Regions from separate parts of the Homo sapiens genome. Here region 2 is linked to region 1. A link is an interaction called in ENCODE POLR2A ChIA-PET data of the cell type or tissue named here. Cell type or tissue: A673. All regions are shown on one strand. Each heading gives the region's core, and the rest is flanking DNA. Links, peaks and the distances in the headings are about the cores only.

Region 1 (10,636 bases), core at 1,106-9,105:
TCAGTTTGATATAAACTAATTTTCAGATGACATCACTGATTGGTGTGCACAATTCATTTGTATCAGTAAATTGATATTGATAAAAACTCCAGCAGAATTAAATTTAAAGGAGTTTAACTGAGCAATGAATGATTGGGGAACTGGACAGCCATCTGAGCCAGAGAAGTTTCCGAGATTCCAACGCAGTTATGTGGTGGGAGACTTACGGGCAAAAAATGGAAAGTGACGTACAGAAAACGGAAGTGAGGTACAGTAACAGTTGAATTGGTTACAGCTCGGCGTTTGCCCTATTAAAACACAGTTCAAACAGTTGGCTACATTTTTTTTTTTTGAAATGGAGTTTCCCTCTGTTGCCAGTCTGGAGTGAAGTGGCATGATCTCAGCTCACTGCAACCTCTGCCTCCCATGTTCAAAGGATTCTCTTGCCTCAGCCTCCCGAGTAGCTGGGACCACAGGCGCACACTACCATGCCCGGCTAATTTTTGTATTTTTGGTAGAGATGGGGTTTCATCATGTTGGCCAGGATGGTCTTGATCTCCCGACCTTGTGATCCACCTGCCTCAGCCTCCCAAAGTGCTGGGATTACAGGCATGAGCCACCGTGCCTGGCCAGCTATATTTTTGAAAAAAATTTTTAATTTTTAAAAAATTTCTTTATATTTTATTTTAAGTTCCAGGATACATGTGTAGGATGTGCAGATTTGTTACCTAGGTAAACATTTGCTATGGTGGTTTGCTGCACTTATGAACCTATCACATAGGTATTAAGCCCTGCATCTATTAGCTATTTATCCTGATGCTCTCCTTTCCCCTGTCCCCCACCTGACAGGCCCCAGTGTGTGTTATTCCCCTCCCTGTGTCCATGTGTTCTCATTGTTCAGCTCCCAATTATGAGTGAGAACATGCGGTGTTTAGTTTTCTGTTCCTGTGTTACTTTGCTGAGGATGATGGCTTCCAGCTCCATCTATGTCCCTCCAAAGGACATGATCTTGTTCCTTTTTATGGCTGCATAGTATTCCACGGTGTATATGTGCCACATTTTCTTTATCCAGCCTATTGCTGATGGGCATTTAGGTTGATTCCATGTCTTTGCTATTGTGAATGTGCTTCAGTGAACATACACGTGCATGTACCTTTGTAATAGAATGATTTATATTCCTCTGGGTATATACCCAGTAATGGGATTGCCGGGTCAAATGGTATTTCTGGTTCTAGATCCTTGAGGAATCGCCACACTGTCTTCCACAATGGTTGAACTAATTTGTGTTCCCACCAACACTGTAAAAGCATTCCTGTTTCTCCACAGCCTCGCCAGCGTCTCTTGTTTCTTGACTTTTTAATAATTGCCATTCTGACTGGCATAAGATGGTATTTCATTGTGGTTTTGATTTGCATTTCTCTAATGATCAGTGATGTTGAGCTTTTTTTCATACGTTTGTTGGCTGCATAAATGACTTCTTTTGAGAAGTGTCTGTTCTTGTCTTTTGCCCACTTTTTAATGGGGTTGTTTGTTTTTTCTTGTAAATTTGTTTAAGTTCCTTATAGATTCTGGATATTAGACCTTTGTCAGATAGATAGATTTCAAAAATTTTCTCCCATTCCACAGGTTGTCTGTTTGCTCTGATGATAGTTTCTTTTGTTGTACATTAACTCTTTAGTTTAGTTAGGTCCCATTTGTCAATTTTTGGTTTTGTTCACAATTGTTTTTGATGTTTTTGTCATGAAATCTTTTCCCATGCCTATATCCTGAATCATATTGCCTAGATTTTCTTCTAGGGTTTTTATAGTTTTGGGTTTTACATTTAAGTCTTGAATCCATCTTGAGTTAATTTTTGTATAAGGTGTAAGGAAGGGTTCCAGTTTCAATTTTCTGCATATGGCTAGCCAGTTCTACCAGCACCATTTATTAAATAGGGAATCCATTCTCCATTGATTGTTTTTGTCCGGTTTGTCAAAGATCAGATGGTTGTAGATGTGTGGCCTTATTTCTGAGATCTCTATTCTGTTCCATTGGTCTTTGTGCCTGTTTTGGTACCAGTGCCATGCCGTTTTGATTACTGTACAGTTGGGTACATTTGATTGGGAAAAACTTGGTGATTGGCACAAGTGTAGGCTACGGTCCGTTTACATTGCCACTTGCTATAGTTCATGATGTGTACAGAAAAACCTTTAGACCAAATTTAAAATATGTAAAGAGGCAGCTTTAGGCTAAACTTGATTTAATAACGTAAATATCAATTTATATCAGTATATAACATGTATTAATATAATATCAATATAATTTATATCAGTATAACATATTGATATAAATATCAATGTAATTTATATCAATTCATATCAATATTTATATATATCAGTTTATACCAATAAATTTATATCAATTTATTGATATAAATACATTGCTTATACCAGTCAGTGATGTTATCTGAAAATCTCTCCCCTCTCTTAATGTTCTGATGTCACTGTGTGTGTTTTTTTTTTTTTTTACTAAGCCATCTGAGAAATGTTCTGTTTTGCAAAATGGTTAATTCTTTAGAATGTTCTTATTTGTGGCTTGTGCCACGCAGGGTCTCTGCCAGGCCATTGGAGGAGCTAATAGTGTGATGCTTTTCTGTTCTTCTACATCAGTAAGATGAATGTTTGTTTTTCGAATTTCTTCAGTGTTATAAAGGGGACTTGAATGTTCTTAGAGTTTTCTCTTGGAAAGATGCAGAGTGGAATTTAGGGATGCCTCAGTTTGTGCTAGGTTCTTGTTAATCTATCATGATTGTCTTAAAGGTTTAAGGAGTCTTCCTGAATCTTGGTTACAATTTTTGTTGAAGCACTCGTGTTATTGTTTCTGAGTTAGAGGAGGTGTGAGATCTTTTGTCATATGCAAAATTCATTTAAGAAATTATTTTTCAGTACTTGGTTTTCTCTTCTTGTATGAGTTTGCTAAGCATAATGGCCTCCAGCACCAATACTGCATGTTCTCACTTGTAAGTGGGAGCTAAATGATGAGAACACGTGGACACAGAGAGGGGAACAACAGACACTGGGGCCTACTGGAAGGTAGAGGGTGACAGGAGAGAGAGAATCTGGAAAAATAGCTGTTGGATACTAGGCTTAGTACCTGAGTGATGAAATAATCTGTTCAACAAACTCCCATGACACGAGTTTACCTATATAACAAACCTGCATATGTACCCCTGAACCTAAAATTAAAACAAAAAAGAAATTATTTTTCCTGCTGACATGCTCAAATGATGGATTGAACAAGATTTCACAGGGAATAATTTAAAGATGAGAATGTAGAGAGGTCATGTAATATCACATCTAAAATTTCCTTTTAGGAAATTTTAAGTCTATCTTTTATTTATAGTCAGTAAGCATGTAAAGGAAAATTATTTAAGCATTGAGCATTGAGGGAAAATGTATTAAAATTAGAAACCTTTGATATTTTTTCATATGTACAATCTCTATTACAGTAAATTTCACCTACAATATTTTAGTCCAAACAGTGTTAAATTGTCACCTGCTGTTATAATATCGCAGGATTCCTAATACTATTTTTAATTGACATCACTTTACTGGATTAGAGATGTTTGCTAACTCTAGTTAAAAAAAATCAGCTCATTTAGCTGTTATCTTATTCAAAGTGAAATACTTTGATTTTGCAAGTAGCAGAAAACAAAGAAACAAAAAAATGGGCAAGGATGTTATTAAAATAAGGCCATATTGAAGCAGTGTGGTGGGAGTACTGGTAATGTCCTCTCTCTCTCTTCATCTGCATGTTGGTTACATGGATGTCTTTATCAGTAGAAAATGTTGAGGTTATAGAGATGAAATTTGTGTTTTTCACCATAGATGAGTTAGATGCCAACAAAAGACACACACACACACACACACACACACACACACACACACACACAGATGAGATGATCTTTTGAGTGGAGTTTTGGAGAGTGTGTTGAAGTCACCATGGAAGGAAAATGGTTAGGCATTCGGTACTTGAGGCAGGAAACTAGGCATTCTTCAGTCATCCATTCAGTCAGCCATTTAATATTTACCTAATTCAGTGTTTGTTTTATGCCAGGTATTGTGTACTTGATAGATGTTACAGGAATGAACAAAAGAAAGATGGTACTTGCCTGAGTGTTGCTACCAGATAATTGAACTGAATTGATATGAACAATTTGCAAGAGCCACTGCTTTCTGAACCCCAGGGTGCAATGTGGATTTGGGCACATTTTTAGAGGGCCTTGAAGTAATTCTAAAGGACTTTTTATTTTTCTAGACATTTCTTACACAGATGCTCTGTTTACCATCTTTTATTTTTAATTACACGAGTAACTCATGAATGCGTTCACATGGTGAAAAATTACAACCCCAAGGAGGAATGGAGAGTTGCCTCCATCTTCCTTGTCTCCCCCATCCCTCCCATCAAATAGAATTTAGAATTCTCCTATCAGAATAACCATTTTGTTCAGACCTTTTCTGATAGGATATGGAAAGGAGGGAGGGAAGGAGGAGAATTTTAAGGGCAGAATTGTACCTCAAATGCTAAGAATAATGCGTTGCACATAGTAGGCTCTCAGAAAAATTTTAACTGAATGAAGATGTTTTAGGGCAGTGGTCCCCAACCTTTTTGGCACCAGGGACCGGTTTCATGGAAGTCAAATTTTCCAGGAGGTTGAGTGGGGCAGGGAGCATGGTTTCAGGATGAAACTGTTCCACCTCAGACCATCAAGCATTAGTTAGATTCTAATAAGGAGTGTCCAACCTAGATCCCCAACATGTGCAGTTCAAAATAGGTTTCATGGTCCTCTGGGAATTGAATGCCTCTGCTGATATCACAGGAGGCCCAGCTCAGGAGGTAATGCTAGTTTACTGCCCCCATCCTGCTGTGTGGCTGGGTTCCTAGCAGGCCATGGACTGGTAGCAGTCTGTGGCCCGGGGTTTGGGGACCCCTGCTTTAGGGGTTAATAAAGTAGAAAATCTTATAGTGAATTGAAAAGTTTTTGTTTCTATGCATTTTCTTACCCAACAGATATTTAAAATATAATTACTGTCATGTTAGGTTCCACTAAACTTTAAAACCTATCTGCATTTTTTAAAGAGTTGAGAGCCATTGGGTTAGAATGTAGGAGAAGTGATTGGTCGAGGAGCTGTTAGAAAGTGAAGGAGGCTGTCAGGGAGATGGAGACCTGGATTTGCAGAGGTCTTCCTCAGATCTTGATAATGGAGAGCTTTTTTCCAGCCAAGTTGGCCTATAATGCTGTTTCTGCTAAGTGATCCAAGTACGGTTATTCATCTCTAAATTTGGTCATCACTTTGATGGAATCTAAGACTTAAGCGACCGGACATTTTTCTAGAATGTTATAACTTTGCATCTGACTTCAAGACCTAGCTACTTTGACCATTTCAAAGCTTTGGATTTTCTTTCCCTCATCAGACCTTTCCTTTGGATGCTCTGTATTAGATCTCAAAAGACTCAAATGATTGGTATTGTCTGCATCAGTGTTTCTGTTTAACTTGAAGCTAAACCCATGCTGTTCTTGAAATCTGTATTTTTTCTTGACTTCCTATTTTATTTTTCCATTTCAGGAAGTGATTATTTCATTGGAAACATTAGATCTGTGTTGCCCAAGAAGAGTTTTACCTGAAATTATTCTTTATCTCTCATTTTCATAAGTGTCTCAAATATAAACCAATGGTGCTTGACAATTTGCAAATAAATATAAAGTGACAGAGGAGAAGAACTAAGTAGGAACTTCCAGGGAGATTTGCCTGTGAGCACCTGATTCATCCAACTCTGTTTTATCCCAGGGGAAATATTACATTGGTGCAGAAGTGACTGCGGTTTTTACTATTACTTTTAATGGCGAAAACCACAATTAATTTTGCACCAACCTAACAGGAACAATAAACTGTGTGACAAATAGATTCACTCTAAGATAAAGGAAGAAAATATATGAGAAAAATATCAGGCAGTCCTGGTAGAAGCTAACATCAAAATACTTGGAAACCATAGGAATGGATACATATTTAAAAATTTTATTTTATTTTTAGTTTTAGTTTTTGCTATCACTCCTTTTCAGAAGCAACAATTTTGCCAATTTCTTACATCAGTTTTTTTTTTAATCTAATTAAAAAACGTATTTCCCATGGTGGGAGTTCATATCTTATTGGATGCATTTCTGATTGTTTGAAGCAGTCCATGTTCTGCCCTTCCAAGCACCTGTTCACTGGGCCTGTTTGCTGGGTTATAAAGACTATGAGACTGGACAATTGGACTCACTGATACACAATGTCTGGTTTTGCTAAGGTTTCCCTCTAACTCTTTGTGGGGATAAAAAAGAAATTCACAATTACTAAAAGATACTCTTCAGTGTATAGAAAATACTCCAAGGGGAGGGAAGGATTGATTATATTTAATATTTAACATGCCACCCCTAAAACTTTGCTTGCTCCTACATTGAACTACCCTGACACCTTTAAATGTAAGAACCACAAATTAATGATGAAGAAGAAAAAGAAGCTGATGATCAGGATTAGCACTTACTAAAGGCTTGCCACGTGCCAGGCATTATTCTGAATGCTTTACATGTGTTAAGTCACCTGTTCGCCACTAGAACCCCATATGGAGCAGGTATTATTAGGCTCTCCATTTATGGATGAGGAAACTGAAACTTGGGAGGAAAGTAACATGCCCAACGCCATTCAGCAAAGTAAGTGGTAGACTTGGAATTAGGCAGTCGGAACCTTCAGGAAGTCTGAATAATTGGGAAACGTAGTATTAACTTATTTTAAAATGGTACATTATTTGTGTTTAAATAATATGCTTGCTTGTTTTATCTATTTTTTTCAACTTCCAGACATCTTCTCAGCTGAAGAATATTTAAATGTAAAGCGTTGGGTACAATTATTAATGTGAGGGGAAAATGTGCAATACACTACAGAGTTTTCAAAAGTTGTGGAAACATCAGCCCAAATAAATATTTTTTAAAAAACACATAAATATGAGTTTTGTTTGCATATTCATTTAAAACTACAATTAACTGACATGTCAGCTGCTCTTTTATTATGTGTAGTCCTCCTTTATCTGCAGGAGATATCTTCCAAGACCCCCAGTGGATGCCTCAAACCATGGAATAGTACCAAATTCTATAGTATACTTTGCTCTTCCCCATACATACATATGTATGATAAAATTTAATTTATAAACTAGGCACAGTAATGAGATCAACAGCTTCTTCAACTCTGCTGGAAATGTGACAGCTGCTTCTTCATCAGCAGATAGAGACTCTCCAGTAATTTTTGTATTTTTCGGTACAAGCTTATCTTGAATCTGCACAACCATTCGCTACTTGCAACAAATAACTTAGTGTCACTCATTTTAGGGGATCCCTTGCTGAAGTCTTTGTATAGGCTCGGTGCTTCCTGGTGCCACATGTTTCAGTCAGTTGGAACCCATTTCTGTTGATGTCTTCCACCCAAACATTTTTCTTTCCTTTTGAACTAAGTACTTGTAATGCACTGTGGCCATAACTTTTGTAGTTTGAAGTGCAACAGAAAAGTAGCACGAATTTCTTTTTCCTTCATTACAGTTTCACAGATAGAATACTATAGAGCTCAGCAACCTCAGCATATGATTTTTTTCTTTGCTTATTAAATCGAGAATTTTCACCTTTTTCACTAACAGAAGCACATTACAGCTTCCCTTTTGGCTGTTTGACTTGCTAGCCTCACTAGTCTTGCACTCTCGGGTCATCATTAGGTAAAATAAAGGTTTCTTGAACACAAGCACTGTGATACTTTGACAGTCGACCTGCTCACTGAGGTGGCCGATATGTGATTAATGGGTGGTGAGGGTATACGGGGTAGAAATGCTGTCCTAAAGGCCGGTTCCCCTTTGAGCTGGACACAGTGGAATGGTGAGAGATTTCATCACATCACTCAGGACGGTGCATGATTTAAAACTTATGAATTGTTTATTTCTGAAATTTTTCATTTAATATTTTTGGACTGTGGTTGACCGTAGGTAACTGAAACTGCAGAAAGCGAAGCCGTGGATAATGGGGGGACTACTGTAGCTGTAGTATTTCTAGAAATTCTTTTCATGAAAGGAAATTTCAGTTCACAAAGCTCCTGGGAATATTTATTTTGACTGCAATCAGCATGAATCTGCGAAGTTTAAGGAAACCCAGAGCATCCTTCCTAAGCCATGGTAAAGAGGCAAGAGCCATGGTAAAGGGCAGCACCCCTACACCTATCTTGGCCCGAGGCCTACAGTTGGCGGCTTCCTTTGGAACTTCAGAGTGTCTTTGATGTGCCTTTCAGAATGATGTCTGCTCCATGGGTCCTGATGACTTATGTTTCCCGGGAGGAAGAAAGGCATGGAATGGGCGAGGGGTTGTCATTTTCAGTGCTTCTGAGGCTGTGTTTGTTTGTTTGTTTGTTTGTTTGTTTGTTTTGAGATGGAGTCTCGCTTTGTTGCCCAGGCTGGAGTGCAGTGGTGTGATCTCGGCTCACGGCAAGCTCCGTCTCCCGGGTTCAAGTGATTCTCTTTTCTAAGCCTCCCAAGTAGCTGGGATTACAGGCACACCCCACCATGCCCAGCTAATTTTTGTATTTTTAGTAGAGACAGGGTTTCACCATGTTGGCCAGGATGGTCTCCATCTCTTGACCTCGTGATCTGCCTGCCTTGGCCTCCCAAAGTGCTGGGATGACAGGTGTGAGCCACTGCACCAGGCCAAGGCTATGTTTTTAAGGTGAAGAATTGAAGATGCATTTTAGAAATGAGACAAACTATATTCCTTTCAAGGGCTGTTGCTCCATAGCTGTAATGCCCATAAACAGTACAGCACAGTCCAATCCAAGGTTACGCTTAGATTTGAGTGTATCCTTAGATGACAAAACTTCCCAACATACATTGAATAATCTCCACTAGAAATCTGTGTTATTTTTCCTGTCCGTGCTCTGGATTCTTCAAAGTTCTTAAATATTAATATTGGTTAAAATATTAGTATTTATAGAAACTAGATTTCTGTTTTCTTTTTTTTGAGACTGGGTCTCACTGTGTTGCTCAAGCTGGAGTGCAGTGGTGTGATCATGGCCTACTGCAGCTTCGAACTCCAAGGCTCAGGTGATCACCTGACCTCAGTCTCCCAGGTAGCTGGGATTACAGGCCTTTGCCACCACACCAGGCTAATTTTCTTGTAGAGATGGGGTTTTGCCATGTTGCCCAGGCTGGTCTCGAACTCTGGGGCTCAAGCCGTCTGCATGGCTCGACTGCTCAAAGTACTGGGATTACAAGTATGAGCCAGTGTGCCTGGCCGGTTTCTGTTTTCTTTCTTCTCATTTTAAATCTATTTAATCAGAAGCAGCAGTTGCCATACATAGATCAGAGTAATTAAAAATCTATTCTAGAATAATGTAGTGAGTCATAGACTCTTTACAGGTATCCTGCCCCTATTAAAGCTTCCTTAGATGCATCCTTAATGTTTACTGGGCTAGTGTTTACCTGCCTCCACTCTTTCTTTTGAAAATGTAAGAGACCATTGCAGCTGGATAATGGCTTACATTGTCTGCACTAATTGGACTTGCCTTGTATCTCAGAGACTGAGGACTTTAATATTTTTTTCCAAACACTTAAAAGTGACTAGCAAATAACCACTTGAGCTTCATGTTTAATAGATAATCAGAACTCATGCGGCATAGCTAAGGTTTTCTGGATGAAAAGTAAATGCTGTTGGAAAAAAAAAATACAGATGATTAGTTTCAATCCAAGATCACACCCTTGGAAGATGAGAGAAAGAATGAAAAGTACCTGAAATTTTGTTGGTAACAGAGGAGGCATCCTCAAACTATGGCCCTGAGGCCAAATCTGACCCACAGCCTGTTTCTGTAAATAAAGTTTAGTGGTCACAGCCATTCCCATTTGTCATGTATAGTACAAGGCCGCTTTCCCATGACAGCAACAGAATTGAGAGGTTAGGGTAGAGAGCATATGGTCTGCAATGCCAACAGTATTTACTATCGGCACCTTATTATAGTTGAAATATGCCGACCCCTTGGTTAGAGCATTAGGAATAGCATATTATTATTCAGAAGGTTTAGGCATTTAAAAAGATTTAAAGTAAATGAATATAAATACTTTTAATTTTATTTCATGGCAAAACTTATTAATAGCTAACTTGCCCCACATAGATATAGCTGATGTCAGAGACCAACCGCTGTGGGAGCCAGTGTGTCCGTTTCCCCTCATATTTTCTGCTTAGTGACCAAAAGCCCAGCAGAAAAGAGATGAAACAGCAGCTGTAATGGTTAATTTTGTTTGTACTTGGCTAGGCCACGGTACCCAGGTATTTGGTGAAACACCAGTCTGGATGTCGCTGGGAAGGTATTCTTTAGATAAGAATAACGTTTACATTGGTATTAATAGATTCAGAGCAAAGCAGATTACCCTTTCCAATGGGGATTGGCCTCATCAATCAAATCAGTTGAAAGCCTTAAAAGAAAATAGACTTAAAAGAAAATAGCCTTAAAAGACAAAGAAAATAGAGCTCCTGGGAGGAAGAAGGAATTCTGCCTGGAGAGTGTCTTTGCATCAGTTCTTCCCTGGGACCCCGGCCTGTGCCAGCTCTGCAATTTTG
Region 2 (10,636 bases), core at 1,487-9,486, 90 kb before region 1:
AATGCTATTCCGCCCCTGCCCCCCACCCCACAGCAGGCCCCAGGGTGTGATGTTCCCCACCCTGTGTCCAAGTGTTCTCGTTGTTGAATTCCCACCTGTGAGTGAGAACATGCGGTGTTTGGTTTTCTGGGAGACAGGTTCTTGCTGTGTTTCCTCAGCTGGTCTGGAACTCCTGGGCTTAAGCTATCCTCCTGCCTTGGCCCCTCAAAGTGTTGGAATTAAAGTCCATTAATTTTCTAATGCAAAAGAGTGTGGTACATGTTTATTACAGAACTATTAGGAAGAGCTAACCCAAAAACTCACCTGTTTTTCCACCTATCAAATATAACCAGTTTTATTCTTTAGTGATGTACTAAATATAGTACAAATAAAAAAACAGTATAACAACTATTTACATAACATTTGTATTGTATTAGGTATTATAAGTAATCTAGAGATGATTTAAACTATACAGGAGGATGTGCATAGGTTTTATGCAAGTACTGTACCATTTTATATCAGAGATGTGAGCATCTGTGGATTTTTGGTATCCAAGGGGATCCTGGGAACCAATTTTTCTCGGATATGGAGGGGCAATTGTATTATTCTAGTTGTATTATGTGTAGGTGTATAAAATCAAAATTTATATTGAACAGTATACATTTTGTTACTTGAATATTCATTTCCTGTGAAATCATGAACAGGTTGCCATGTCAAAGAAAAGCCTCACCTGCTTTTACACTATCATTTTAAAGTTTTACTTAGTATTTCATTGTATGGATGTATACTGTCCATATTATTGTTGGGTATTTAGGTTGTTTCCAGTTTGTTTGTTTGTTTGTTTGTTTGAGACGGGGTCTCTGATGCCCTGCCTGGAGTGCAGTGGCACAATCATAGTTCACTGTAACTTCAAACTTATGGGCTCCAGCGATCCTCCTGCCCCAGCCTCCTGCATAGCTGGGACTACAAGTGTGAACCACCGTGTCCAGCCAGTTTTTCATGTTTTAAACAACTCTTTGTTGAATGTCCTTGTAGCTAAATCTTTGTCCACATGATTCGTAGTTTTCTTGGACAAGCTCCACAGATGTGATATTCCTGAGTCCAAGGTTTTGATAATTTCAAGTCGTTTTTTCTTCTTCCTAAACCACATATAACTAAATTGTCCTCGATTGATAACCTTCCTGTCAGCCATGGGCATGGTTGTACTTTTTTTTTTTTGTCGTGATTACTGCTGTTAGTGATAATAATAAAAATACTTATTATATACGCTGGTGGGTTTCAGTTTTGACTGGGACTTCAGTTTTCTTCCTTGTCTGAGTCCTGTTACTTATGCCTGAATTTAAAGTGAGTGGGAACATTGGCCTTTTGTCTATTGCCTATAGGGAGAAAAATACCGCAGTGGGTGGAGATTTTGGTCTGGCTGGGGGCTTCCCCATGTCAGCCAGGCTGTTAGGTACTATTGAGCTGGTCCTTGCAGCATCACTTCTTGAGGTTTACAGAGATGCAATGGTAGTGGGTCAGCCTGTATTCCTCTCCAAGCTGGGGGCAGGGGCGCTGAGTGAGTGTTTCCAACAAAGAACAACCTGGGTATCTATCTGCTTGTAGGCAGCTAAGGAATGCTGAATAATTAATAGCTTTCCAGGGAAATATTACTTGCTATAGTTGAATATTCTTTTGGATTTAATGCCAGCTATAGTTTGATGATTGAAAAGTCCCTTTGAGGAAAAAGTGTTTAGAAGCAAATATATTGATGGTACTGATAAATACTGTTTTTCAATGTTAAAATGGAGGGTAACTGACGTAAGTTTGGATGGGGCTTCATCATCTCAATGACTTTGATTTTAGCCATTACTGTGCACTTGGCACATGAAACTATAATGAATTTAGGTTAAGTTATTCCCTTTGATACAGAAAGCTGCCGGATAGATAGATGGTCATTGATCATATAAAGAGTCTTTGTAGGGATTTGGAAAGAAAAAATTAGATTATTGTTTGAAGACAAAGGTAGTGTCTACCATGCCTTGCCTTCTCGAATGAATTGTAGTACTTTTGAGAATTCTGGTCTCTGACCCTGAGGGTGGCAGTTTAATTTCTGAAACCTGAAGGTGTCACACAAACTCAGACCAGCAAATTGCCTGTATATTTCACATGTTGTGTTCCTTAATGCCCATGGTTAAGACATTGAGTGGAGAGAATAGGGGCTGGAGAAGAGGTGCTGAAGTTTTGAATGGGGGACTCTGTGTGTTGTACTAGCTGTGAACCCGTCTAGGGAACAAGTGCTGACACTGCCCACTTAGAAGAAGACACATTTGTTAAAGAAGTACAGTTGCCTTTATGTCTGGCATTTTAGTTAACCAGTAGCAAAATAAAGGACTGATGGATTTATTATCAGATTATGCCCAACCATGCACATATTGCCAAGTCCTCCATGAACATCACAGATATCTAAAATAAAAGAGACGTTTTTATTTGTTTTAATAAATAACATTAGCTAGCACCTCCGTTTCCAACCATTCAGTCCTGTTTGGAAATGCCACAGTGATGGGTGTGTGTTATTTTGAACTCATGTGAAGGTTCCATGACAACGGTAAACATTCATATTGCACATTTTCATAAGGCAGTGAATCTGGATGAGGCAAGTGGCCTCAGCCGGCAATAAAGATGTGTTATGAAATTTCCCATGCCAGAAGAGACACTCATAGCTGGGATTGGCCTTTTCAAAAGCAGTTGATGGTGATGAGTGATAACTCCCCTTTTAGTTTTGGCATCAGATGGAGTTTGTAGCTCATTGGCTTCATTGTGTTGCCTGGGTATCTCCTATTTAGACTTAATTGGATGGTTTGCACCACTGTCCTAGGTGGTTGCTAGTCTTTTCAAGGACTATCCTTACTGAATACTCTTGGTATTGTATTTCTCTTTTCTTACACGAATCCTCAATTACAACAACAAAGAAAATGCTAACATTTGACATCACTGGTAAACTAAGAATGCTTTAGATTAGGATTTCCATTTGCTGCCTTTCCAAATTTGATAATTTATATTTGGATATCCTTTTAGCATATTTTTGGTGGAATGGTTCACTTTATTATTATTTTTAAAAGATGGATGTGTCCTAGCTTTCACCAAGGAACAACTCAGTTTAGATGGAATGTTTTATAAATATGATGTAATGGAAATTGAACAGGATTTGGAGTCACAAGGGCCTGTGTTGGCATCTTAGTGCCATTATTTATTGTGTGACCTTGGGCAATCACATAGCCTTTCTGAACTTCCATTTTCTCACTAGTAGGTAGGGATGATATTATTGATTGTTATTTAGGGGTTGTGGCAGAAATTATGCTGTTCTTACAACTTTGAGATTCTTTCCATAGGGAGGCGGGTAGTGATGTCTCGTTCCTTCTTTTTGTATGGAGGGGTGGCCATGTGATTATGGTGGAGCAGTGCTGTGAGACTTCCAAGATAGGGTCATAAAAGGTGGTATAGCTTCTACCTGGTTCTTTTGGGACACTTGACTTTGGAAACCAGCTAGGAGGCTGCAGGGGAGCTCAAGGAGCCAAATGGTGAGGCCACATCCAAGTGTTCCAGGGGAGGTGAAACACACCTGAGGTTTCAGATGATTCTAGCCCTGGGCCATTGAGTTGCCTGCAGTCTTCCCAGTGTAAGATTCAGACATCAGGAAGCAGAGACAAGCATTTCAGCTGTGCTTTGTACAAATTCCTGACTCACAGAAATTGTGAAAGATAATAAAATGATTGTTGTTAGTTTAAGCCGTTATATTTTGGGATGATTTATTACGCAGCAGTAGATAATTGTAATAAAGAAATCATGAATTCAAATAGTAGTTCTTCTTCTAATTTTGCATACTGTCTTTACCACTTAGTAACTGTGTAACCTGGGGCAAAATTTGTAATTTCTTTGTGTCTGTTTTCTTAATTGTAAATGGGACTCGCGTAATTCCCTCTGGACTTCTGATGAGAATTAGTGATTTAATACTTGATACGCTCAATAAATGTTGCTTGTCATTATTTTCTATTAAACTATATTGTTGGATTTTTGAGAATGCATGAAGAAACTTAACGTTAATTGTGTTTTGATTTTTAAAGGCGTTATGTAAATTTTGTTTTGTGCTTTTCTCCAGGCAAGAAACCGGTTTGAATGTAATTTTCATGAAATGAAAAAAAAAAAGAAAAATGAATAGTAAATCTGATGTTAGTATCTGCCATTTATTTCACATTTTTTTTTCTGAGGTTGTATATGTCTGGGAACCTTTGGCTTTGCTTGGTAGAAAGAGGACTAATGACTCCAATTAGAGGACATCAGTAGAGAAGAAGGGATGAAGGATGGGAGATAGGAAAGAAATCTTATTTTCAGTAACTTATGTGCCAGAAACTGCACTGTAGCCTTTTACCAGTGTAGCCTTCTTAGATACTCTGAGAGAGATAATAAGAGAAGAATGGATTGTTACTTAATTTTTATCGTCCCTGAAATTGAGGTTGTTAGTGTCCTTCTCTGGTGTGTTACCTGGGGAAAGGAACAATGATTGCAGTTTTACTTTCAGGCTAAAAGCTACAAATCTGAGCTCACATTTCTGTTTGTTTCTGCCTCTGACCCTGGGTGGCTTTGTGACCTCTCTAAGCCTCAGTTTCTTCAGTTGTCAAATGGGTCTAATAGTGTTTCCTATTTCCTGTCATTGTTAAAGAAGAGCCCATGAGAATCTGTTTCCTAACCTAGCTTGGTCATAAGAATGATTGTAATGCATTTTTTAAAATAATGGGACCCATCCCAGAGCTACAGAATTAGAATTTCCAGGGATTCTGTGATTAAGTGCCCCAGGTAAGTCTTACTGTTAGGCTGATTTGGGAGACATTAAAACAATGTGTAAAGTTGAACAGTTAACACCTAATACATAAATGTTAGCTGCTGTTATAATTATACTTAACATTAATTTAATGTTTTAGGTAAGTTCTTTTATATACGTTCTTTAGATTTGCTTTGGTAGGTTTTGATAATTTCTAAAAAATAAACACAAGAATGCCTTGTATGCCACTTAATAAAATGTTGGTATGCCACTTAATAAAATCTGATTCTGCTATTATTATCTTAAACAAAATCTGATTCTGCTATTATTTTATGTCCATCAAAAAGTTATGCAAAGTTTTCTCTTTTTCTTTCCTCTCTGAAATATAGACGATCATAACTAAGTTAATGAGTTTCCTCCCAACCTTTCCTCTTGAAGCTTAGGAGGACCATGGATTGAGACATCTTTTTCTGTAACATAATTAAAGAAAAATAGCTTCACAGTTAGGGTCACTGAACCTTGAGGGAATTTGCCCATTGGCTGCCCATCAGGCTGTGATCAGAAGTTTTCGTGTTATGTGTTACATAATTAAGGATGGGGAATAGCTATTTCAGAGACTCTAATTAAAGACTGTGTTCTCTATATAATGAGTATCTATAATGAGTTTTCTGTATAAAGTATCTATTTAGAACAATATGGGAGGGGGTGTATCTCATTGTCCAGCATAATCCTATAATAACTGGTTACTTGTCACAAATTTGAATTGGAGCAACACGGGTATATATATATATATATATATATATATATATATATATATATATATATATATATATATTATACTTTAAGTTCTAGGGTACATTTGCACAATGTGCAGGTTTGTTACGTATGTATACATGTGCCATGTTGGTGTGCTGCACCCATTAACTCATCATTTACATTAGGTATATCTCCTAAAGCTATCCCTCCCCCTCCCCCCACCCCACAACAGGCCCCAGACAACAGGGGTTTGTATCCCAGTCTTCCAACACCTTAGGGCTATTGTCATGCATGTTGCTTGTCAAGTATTTTGCTGAATACTTTGGAGTATGGTTGCTTTTGTCACCCTTGGTTATATTGTGTATCACGTTGACTCCTGCAAAATAGTGGGGAAAAGTAACCTTGGTAATGTATAATTAACTTATGAAGTAGAAAATACTTCTGTCCCTTAATCTAACATTTTAGTTTGTTGGGGCTTATTGTGCTAGCAGCCCAGGCTTCTCTTCCCGTTGTGCTTTAAGGGTTTTATTGATGGTGCTTACCTAAGTCCTAGTTCAGTGATTGGTCAGTGATGGGTGGTAGCGCCTGGCATATTACCAGATTTGTAATAGGTGCTCAGTAAATGACTTCTTACCATTACAGTTATCTGTCTCATTCTTTAAAGAGCAAGTAGTTGTCCATGTTACAAACCCATTAGAATAGTTTTTTTCTTCTTGTTATTGGTTTCTTTCTTTCCTTTTTTTTTTTTTGTGTGTGTTTTTCTGTGACAGGGGCTCACTCAGTCGCCCAGGCTGAAGTGTAATGGCGCACTGCATCCTCTGCCTCCTGAGCTCAAGCTATCCTCCCACCTCAGCCTCCCAAGTAGCTAGGACTACAGGTGCATGCCACCGTGCCTGGCTAATTTTTGTAATTTTTGTAGAGATGGGGTTTTGCCGTGTTGCCCAGACTGGTCTTGAACTCCTGGCCTCAAGCAATCCTCCTGCCTGTCAGCCTTCACAAAGTGCTAGGATTAGAGGTGTGAACCACTGCCCAGGCTGGAATAGGTTTTGTTGTCTAAACAAACGAGGCGATACATTTTATTTTTGTTTTTCTTTCCAAGTTAATGTTTTGTGCTGTTCCAGCTGTCTATTGACAAGTACAATAGGAGGAGTTCAATCAATGTAGCTTATTGGGATAGTTCTAAAATTGGAATCTGGGTTGCCATTCCAGCTGTATGACTGGCCTTGGGCAAGATCCTTCAACCATAGTGGTTCTCAACTTGTACCTCTTATAAATGGATGGGCTGATATTTTGTGACTTGTTCAACTCCTGAGTTTTTGGCTATGTGAATCTGCTCGTTCTTTTAAAGAAGTGTTTGCGTTGGATGTGGTGTTAAAGTTGGAATGTTCTTGCAAGTCCTTTGGGAAATTTTGGTCCTTGGATCTGTGCTGGGCCTTGTTCAGACATGAAATGAGAAAAATATTGTTGAATTTTATAAAGCTTAATGTTTTGAAGTTGGATGCACAAGAACATGTTTCTGACCTCCTCGGTGTGTGTGTGTGCCTGTGTGTGAGTTGGGAAGGCATATGATGAGTTTTTTTGTTTGTTTGTTTTTTGTTTTGAGACGGAGTCTCGCTCTGTCGCCCAGGCTGAAGTGCAGTGGCGCTATCTCTGCTCACTGCAAGCTCCGCCTCCTGGGTTGACGCCATTCTCCTGCCTCAGCCTCCCGAGTAGCTGGGACTGCAGGCGCCCGCCACCACGCCCGGCTAATTTTTTTGTATTTTTAGTAGAGACGGGGTTTCACTGTGTTAGCCAGGATGGTCTCGATCTCCTGACCTCGTGATCCGTCCACTCGGCCTCCCAAAGTGCCGGGATTACAGGCGTGAGCCACCGCGACTGGCCGGCATATCATGAGTTTTTAATGTCATCTGGAGCTAAAAACTGGTTGCCCACTTTTATTTTTTTCTGTGAACAGCATGAGGTAGACATTAAGATAACAATCTGTTGAAAGGCACAAAGCTTGCTTGTGTGCTTTGGCTTTTATAAGGAACACTGCAGTGACCATCTTCATACATGTGGCAGCATCCTCATGCTTCTCTGTTGTGAACACATACCAATACATTTCTGTATATACCAGTACATTCTGCTTATCTTTTTGGTGTTGGCTCAGGTGGCTCCCCCTCCAGGAAGCCTTACCTGACAACCCCCCATGCCCCCATACTATGAGTGTAAATTTTCTCAATATAGTAGCTCTCAATAGATGGTAACTGACATTATTATTTTCCTTATTAGTACAGATTCTTTCACTGTTGTGTTACTTACTGTTATGTTAAGGCCTCCCAAGTTAAACTCCTGTGTTGCACTGACTTTGGAATGCAGACTACTGTTTCTGGCAGCAGCTTTTAGGCGAGTATTTCTCCCCTGCCTCACAGATGTTCAAAAGTTGGTTGGCATGAGCTTAGAATTTTTTGAACGTCACCAGTGGTATTCAAGAATAGTCATTACTATGACTCATGATGTAGCTGAATAGAGGAGAGAACAGAGAATCATGACTCTGTACTGAAAATGTTGAGTGTGTCGCTAAGCCCAGAAGAGAAAAGTCTGTGCAGATACAAAATATGTAGCAGCAACTGGTCTTCTAAAAAGACAGAAACAGAAGGGGTTCTTGCCTTTTTAAAGTGATGGATCTTTCCCATCTCCTTGCCCACATTCTCTCCTACATATCAGATGATTACTTTCTTTGCTTATTTAATTCAGCCATCTCACTCTGACCCATGGACATTATATCAGCCAGGTCAACTGAAGGATCACTCTGGATTAGTGTGGTGGTTTCAGTCTTTTAGAGGCTATGCTTCAGAAAGTTTCACAGATGCTTACTTAATATTAGTTGTACTTTTAGCGTCTCTTGGTTTTGGAAAACTGCTATGAATCTGATAATGAATAGTACTAGCCTATAGAGGTCATTATACATTATATCTTTGTAATATTATATTTGTTACATATGTATACATACACACATATATAAATATATACATAAACATACACACATATATGGCATCTGTATATTATAGAAAATACTTTTACTCACATTTTTTTAGCGCACAGATAATTTCTGGTGTACCTGTAGAATCCCAAACCCCTTGGAATAACCATTTTCCATCTGTCAGATTTTGTGGTTCATAGTTTTTGGGAGCATTGAATTGGAAGGTCTTGGGCATCCTGGCCAGTCTTCTGGCTTTTTTCTTTTTTTTAGAAAGGAGAAATTAAAGCTTTTAGTTCTTTAAACTCAGTATTTCATTTTTGAGTGTTTAAAAAAAATCTTAAAGATTCTTAAATGTGTATGTACTTGTGTATATGTGTGTGTTTAAGACTTGTGAATCCAGTTGCTAGTTTTAATTCTAAATCTCCTTTCATTTCTAATGTCATTAAAAATTTTATCCCATTTACTACTTGTATAATTTTATTTTCTTAACATCTGCCAGTGGTAACTTGCAATGTATTCCAACATGTTTTTCTTCTTAACGTAGCCTCATAGGAATTCTTTTGGACATAAAGGTTTATAATGGGCCTCTTGAATACTTTGGTTGCCAATGCTAGACATATACTAATTCCCTGCTCAGTACTTCCCTTGGCTCTGACTCTGAAGATGAAAGACATAGTCTTCCTTTCTCAACCTCTCCTTGACTATTCTTGTGCTTTTGTAAAGTTATTGAGATGGGTTCTGATGCTTCATATGGCTTCTTAGATTTTAAGTCCTGTCACCATTAGGAAAAATCTGTTCTAGGAATGTTTGAAGTTCAGGGCCTTCACACACAATTATGTAGCAGCTTTCTTACCATCAGGTTGGATAGTGGGAATTGTTTTCACAGTAGAGAGAAGGTAATTTCGCTAATCAACTGGGCACCTTTTATAAAGATTGGGTTTTGCTGATCTCAAAAAATCTTAGTTTGGTGATAGGTTCTTTATGAAACACAGAATATACCATATTGAACTAATATCAACTTGAATGATACAGTCAGTTATTGAGAGTGTAATATACAGGTTCTAATAGTTGCTAACGATGAATATGATGTTAATGTTTGTTTTATGTGCATGATCATTTAGGATACTGTATCTATGCTGTTCTCTTGTGTGGAAATAAATTCAATGAATAATAGGTCACTCAGTAAGTGAGATAATGGGCAATGTACCATATCCTCATGTGGTCTTGAAAGCTTTAAGACATTGATCGAAGCTCAAAGATGAACTGACTTACTATCCAAATTGAAAACACTGTGCCTTAGATAATAGTGGTGTCCTATGATTGTGAGCTTATTAACGTCCTAACCAGACATAGAATTTTTATTTTTCTGTCTCTTTAGTTTTTCATGAGTTTTATGTTTACTGTCTCTGTCTAAGAGAAATTGTGGTATTTGGTAAAGGTAAGGAAGTTAAAGAAATAGATACAGGTTTTATGGTATGTTATAGTTTTTTTTAATGCACAGTAGAAGTTACAGGTTTATGAATTTACATCCCAGAATTCAGAAGGCTGTGGTTTTATTTGTAGATAGAAATCTTATTTCCCCCTCTTGCCCCTGCCCTTTTTTTTTTTTTTTTCTGGTATCAGTCTGCTGTACAGAGTTCTAATATGTGCTTTATTTTTGTAGTTTTTGTGTATTACTAAAGTAATACATGTTTGTGGCAAAAATTCAAATAAAACACAGGAATATAAAGTAGAAAACTAAATTTTTCCTGTTATCTCCTTCTGTTCTCAACCTAAAATTCTAATCCTCCAGAGGCAACCAGTTTGGGATATATTTTTTCAATTTTTCTATACAGATAAAAATATGCATATGATCTTTGGAATCTTTTTTTGAGATGGCATACATACTTATTTTACTCATGTCTGAGAATCTTGGTTTCAACTTAGACTATTCTTAATCAGTATTTTATATTTATTTTAAGTGCACCTTGTATTTTATGAGTTTGCACAGAAGCCTTTGACATTAACTAGGTACTTTATTTTCTTAAATTATTAAGAAATGACAGTGGTGTATACCCATTCTGAAATGTTTTTTGGAGAAGAGATGTGTAGGATCAGGTAGGAGAAATTAATAGTTTACTGGTTCAATACTGGTTATTTTG

The links. ChIA-PET counts read pairs that join two places held together with the same protein. Peaks named below come from ENCODE experiments on the same cell type or tissue, not always from the same donor. Only the 100,000 strongest peaks of a DNase experiment are listed, where the experiment ranks them.
Region 2: POLR2A ChIA-PET joins it to region 1 with 15 read pairs; 3 of 35 experiments call an interaction of 5 or more read pairs at or near these places.

The regions. Positions count from the first base shown.
Region 1 is chr3:65,796,123-65,806,758 of GRCh38, reverse strand. The region is part of intron 1 of MAGI1 (membrane associated guanylate kinase, WW and PDZ domain containing 1); the gene reads left to right. Among named protein-coding and RNA genes, the nearest start is that of MAGI1-AS1, 92 kb to the left of the region's middle. In A673, for the core only: no CTCF peak of the experiment used is centred there; no DNase peak of the experiment used is centred there.
Region 2 is chr3:65,886,862-65,897,497 of GRCh38, reverse strand. The region is part of intron 1 of MAGI1 (membrane associated guanylate kinase, WW and PDZ domain containing 1); the gene reads left to right. The region is part of intron 2 of MAGI1-IT1 (MAGI1 intronic transcript 1); the gene reads left to right. It overlaps MAGI1-AS1 (MAGI1 antisense RNA 1), which reads right to left and starts at 3,682. Exons shown (of 3, transcript NR_046575.1): 1 at 3,581-3,682. In A673, for the core only: no CTCF peak of the experiment used is centred there; a DNase peak (open chromatin) is centred at 7,977; H3K27ac peaks cover 374 bases.